Regions from separate parts of the Homo sapiens genome. Here region 1 is linked to region 2. A link is an interaction called in ENCODE POLR2A ChIA-PET data of the cell type or tissue named here. Cell type or tissue: GM12878. All regions are shown on one strand.

Evidence for each region. ChIA-PET counts read pairs that join two places held together with the same protein. Peaks named below come from ENCODE experiments on the same cell type or tissue, not always from the same donor. Only the 100,000 strongest peaks of a DNase experiment are listed, where the experiment ranks them.
Region 1: POLR2A ChIA-PET joins it to region 2 with 9 read pairs; 8 of 35 experiments call an interaction of 5 or more read pairs at or near these places.

The regions. Positions count from the first base shown.
Region 1 is chr17:58,509,662-58,512,161 of GRCh38, forward strand. It overlaps MTMR4 (myotubularin related protein 4), which reads right to left. Exons shown (of 18, transcript NM_001378067.1): 4 at 1,768-1,850. Among named protein-coding and RNA genes, the nearest start is that of MTMR4, 3.7 kb to the right of the region's middle. In GM12878, no CTCF peak of the experiment used is centred here; no DNase peak of the experiment used is centred here.
Region 2 is chr17:58,336,741-58,339,240 of GRCh38, forward strand. It overlaps TSPOAP1-AS1 (TSPOAP1, SUPT4H1 and RNF43 antisense RNA 1), which reads left to right. Exons shown (of 5, transcript NR_038410.1): 3 at 708-939. Among named protein-coding and RNA genes, the nearest start is that of MIR4736, 2.0 kb to the left of the region's middle. RefSeq lists enhancers at 808-877, 1,108-1,317, 1,288-1,582, 2,328-2,387 and a silencer at 1,548-1,842. In GM12878, no CTCF peak of the experiment used is centred here; DNase peaks (open chromatin) are centred at 981, 1,401 and 2,371; H3K4me3 peaks cover 2,311 bases; H3K27ac peaks cover 2,500 bases.

The sequences.
Region 1 (2,500 bases), 170 kb after region 2:
CTCCTCCCTCGGCCTCCCAAAGTACTAGGATTACAGGTATGTGCCACTGTGCCTGGCCTACTTGGAGTACTAAGCAACACATTTTCCCATAGCATATTGCCACATGTTAAATCTTCTTCCAGCAGCTAGAGTTTAGCCTCCTTGAAGGGAAGGGCAATGTGAATGCTCCTTCTGAATGCCCCACAGACCTGAGCACATGGTAGGCTCTAAAGTAGGTATCCTTTTAATAAACCTTGGAGTCATCCAGATTCCTCTTTCTTTCACTTCAAATCTGTCAGCAAATCTTCTCATCTCCACCTTCAAAATACACCCAGAATCTGAATGCTTCTCACCGCTTTGGCTGCTACCACCTCAGACAGGCCACCATGATCTCTCATCTGGGTAACTGCAATAGCTTCCTAACTAGTCTCCCAGTTTTTGCTTTTGCTCTTGCCCCCATTCTCTTTCATCTAGTCTCAATATAGCAGCCAGTGTGATTCTATGAAACATTAATCAGATCACATCACTCCTTTGCTCAAAATCCTCCAGTGGTTTCTCAGTTCCCTCAAAGTAAAAGCCAGTCTTCATGACAGCCAAAGTGTCTGACACCCGGCTTTGTTCTCAGGTCATATAACCCACTACCCTCACCCACACGTGCTCTACTCCAACAACACCAGCCTCCCTGCCAGTCTCCCAATATGCAGGCACACACCCACCTCAAGGCCTTTGCACTTGCCGTTCTCTGTCTCTGGCACACTCTTCCACCAAATAGCCACATGGCCACTTTCTTCAAGTCTTGACTCGACTGCCACCTTTTCGGTGCAGCTTCTCTGATCACTTTTGTTTTTTTGAGACAGGGTCTCACTCTGTCATCCAGGCTGGAGTGCAGTGGTGTAATCACAGCTCACTGCAGCCTCGACTTCTCAGGCTCAAGAGGTCCTCCTATCTCAGCCTCTTGAGTAGCTGGGACTACAGGCATGCATCACCACGCCTGGCTAATTTTTTATATTTTTAGTAGAGATGGGGTCTCGTCCTGTTGCCCAAGCTGATCTTGAACTCCTAAGCTGAAGCGATCTCCCCACGCATCACCACACCTGGCTAATTTTTTCTATTTTTAGTAGAGATGGGGTCTCGCTATGTTGCCCAGGCTGATCTTGAACTCCTAAGCTGAAGGGATCTTCCCACCTTGGCCACCCGAAGTGCTGGTATTACAGGCGTGAACCACCGTGCCCAGCCTGATTGTTTTACAATCTTCACCCTCATAGCACTCCTTATTCCCTTTCCCTGCTTTATTTTTTTCCTTTACACTTACTATCATTTCACAAATTTTACTTATTACTTACGGTTGGTATCTCCTCATTGGAATGTAAGCTCTCTGAGGCGGCAAAATTTTGTCTATTTGTTCCCTGCTGTATCCCCAGGGCTTAAAACAGGCTGGCATTGAGTAGGGTACTCAATACATGTATATCAAATGAATAAATAAATAAACCAACAATAATATGAGTGCTCTGTGCCAGATATTGTCCTCGGTGCTTTCATACACATACACATTATCTCACTTAATCCTTACGATGACTCCATGAACTAGGCATTACCCCCATTTTTTCAGGTCAAGATCCTATGGGTCAGTAAACTGACCTCCCAACCCAGAACATGGTCTTCACCTTTTCTTCCAACTGGGGAAAGTGAGGCAGGATCTTTCCTCTCTTGCACCAGAGAAACCCTGCAGCACAGAGAACTGGACAAGACTAGGGCCAGGGGACCTGAGTGAGGCTCCGTTGTTCTCACCTCACCACTTTGGAGTCCTTGCAGGAAATGTGCAACTGGAACATATCACGGCTCTCCACACTGTCAATCATCCGGAGGGGGACCTGTAGAGGAAGGGCAAACTGAAGCTCAGACTCCCCACTGGGTACCACTCCTCACCCTCACCCTAGCGTAGGCACTAATGTATCAATAGCAGGAAGGAAACCAACATTTACTGAGGGTCTGTTAAGCACCTGGTAACTGTACGGAGTCCTCTGCATATGTGATCCCAATTAATGATCCCAATAACGTTGCACAGCAGGTGCTTTCAGCCCATATTACGAGGAGAAAAATCAAGCCTCAGTTAGGTGACTTGACCAAGGTCACCCAGCTGGTGAGTGGCAACGCAGGAAAAGAGCCCAGGTTTGCCTGACTCCAAAGCCTGTGTTCTTCCAACAATGCCACTGTGCTCCTTAGAAGGGCCAGTAATAGAATAATGGAAAGAGAGAAGAGGAGAAAGGAGAATGAGCCAGAAACAGAGCTAGGAAAATGAGGCAGGAAAACATGAGGTCAGAGAGAAACAGAAGGGATCCCCAACTTTTTTTTTTTTATTTTTTTGAGAGGTAGTCTCACCCTGTCACCCAAGCTGGACAGCAGTGGCACAATCTCGGCTCACTGCAACCTCCACCTCCCAGGTTCAAGTGATTCCCGTACCTCAGCCCCCGAGTAGGTGGGATTACAGGTGCGCACCACCAAGCCCGACTAATTTTTGTAT
Region 2 (2,500 bases):
AAGGGGGTGTGGGTGTGAGGAAGGCTACCCTGACCACTGCTGTGGGAGTGGCCGTGAAACCAGAAGCTTTCTCCTCTGGGATCTTCTGGGGACACAAGTGGAGAGATGAAAGCTCCCTCTGGACTCTCTCCACACACAGGTGCTGGGTTTAACTTGCATAGCTGCACCTGCTCCAGTTCCAACTGCTGCAAATAAATTGTGTGTGTATGTGTGGCGGGGACAGGGAGGGGGTCCAAGAGCTGGTTTTCTGCCTGGAACCCACTACAATCCCTCATCAGCCCCACTCCCTATCCCAACATCAGGATCACCAAGCAGAGGATAAAATTAAGTGTCAAGAAACTAGGGGTCTAATCCTCACCCTGTGATTATTTATGGTACAATTCTGGGCCAGTCACTGAATCTGCCCCTAAACCCCAGCCTGTTTCTTCACCTATAAAAATGGGGAGGGAGTTGACCAAAAGACTTGTTTGTGCTCTAGGAAGTCCCCAAGAGCACAGGAGCCCAGAGACCTCGCAGGAGGAAGCAGCAGTATCTGTGTTCCAAATCCTGCCCAGCCCCCAGGCAGCCATGGTATCTTCTCAGCTGGCTCGAGGGCACACCTCCCAAAATGCAGAGAAGGCAGGGTGGCTAGGAATGGCTCTAGTAGAATTCTCCCCTTATCTTGTCTGGAAACAAGGGGCAAAGAGCTATCTATTTCCTCCTGCCAGCCTCCTGCCCCCAACAGGATTCCTCACATCCCAGGACCAGCTGGAAAAGGTGGTGAGAGTTGGAAAGAGACTGCTCAGTGAGGACTGCCCTGCGAACCAGCTTGGATTCATCCCGTTCACCTCCACGTTCTGCACTCGGGGCCGAGGGAAGGGAGGCAGCCCAGGCAGCTAGAGAACTTGATGAAACACACTCAATCTGAATCTCGCTTGATCGTCATGCTGACCCAGTGAGGTAAGTGATGGTATCCCCATCTCAGAGATGAGGAACCGGAAACTCAGCGAGGTTAAGTTTCACCTTCCTGAAAATCGGGCACCCCGTTTCTGTTCCCCAGAGGGAGCTCAATTCAAAGTCCCCAAAGAACAGGTCTTCTGTGAAGACCTGTTCTCCCCTCACAACCCCGTTGGAAAAAGCAGTGGGAGCGACCCAGGGCGGACCCTCTGGCCCAGGCTTGTGGGTTGGGGGGCAGAGGGGCCTAACTGGGTGGCCAGGTGGCCCGCAGAGTCTCTCCAGCAGCAGATGGCCTCCCCAGCCCTTTCCTTCAGAGCCTATTAAGCAGTCAAATGGGGGAGGGTTGGCCCCCAAGGCCAGGGACCCAGCAGCAGCAGCAGCTCACAGCACTGGAGCCGTTAAAAAGTGACTCAACCAGAAAGTGCGTTTGAAGTGACGCCCGCCAGGGCCCCAGAGCCCCAGAGCCCCAGAGCCAAACCTCAAAAAGACGAAGTGAGAGAGACAGGCCTGCGGGGGCTGGGCCGGGGGTGGAGACCCAGCCTGGAGCTGGCCTGGCCAAATAAGGGCAAATGCACTAGGGCGGGCCAATGGGGCAACAGCGGCTGGCTGCGTCATGGGGCTGCGGCTCTGGGGAGGGGGAGGTGAGAAGCCTGGGACAAAATGGGGGTGGGTGTCAGGGGTCCCGGCACCTCTTCGAGGGGTCCCAGGGTGGGTGAACACAGGAGGCATGGAAGCCCTCACCCCCAAGGAGCCTTTGTTACTAAGGTCAGTGGACCTGCAACCCCAGAGCCCCACCTGCAGGCTGGATGGGGTTCAAGGAAGAAAAAGGGAAACCTGGAGGACCCCCATGCCCCTGCCCCAGTTATGGGCCCTGGATCCCCATCTGCCATGGAGAACTGAAGGGAGGCCATAGGGACAGCAGCGTTGTGCAAGGGGAAAGGCTGAAGCACCAGTGCAGCTTCACCAGGCCACTGACTGTGGGCGAGAGATGTAATGGAAACTCAGTTTTCTCATCTGTGAAAGGGGAATAATATTGCCTCGTGGGATGGCACTGAGGGTCAAATGCAATAATAGAGGTGGCCCATTTTGAACCTGGAAATTGCCATAGGGATGTAATAGATGATTAGTGTAGAGGCACAAGGCCAAAGGCTGCTTCTTAGATTCTTGTTTCCAGGTGCTATAAACGATCCCTTTGCAAGGATATCATGTGGTTCTCAATTTTGGCCCCTGGTGTCTAGAACAAGGTAGGGGGAGGTGCCAAGGCCAGAGGGATTCCTGAATCTTAGTCCCTAAGCAAAAGCAGAAGAGACTGATGCCTGCCTGCCTCCAGCTGATTCCCCAGGGACATACCCCCCTTCATTTCTCCTGCATCTCCTCACCTTCCATGAATCCAGACCATGCCCCACCCCTCCTCCTGAGACCCCGCCCTCCATCTCCCGGCCTCTCTGGGGTGCAGGGCAGAGGAAGTGAGTCTACTCAGCTGACCAGAGAAAGTGCTGCAGCTGCCTGCACAGGGTGGGCCGACTGCTGTCTTGTTCAGTGCCTGTGATAACTCCCTTGCCTC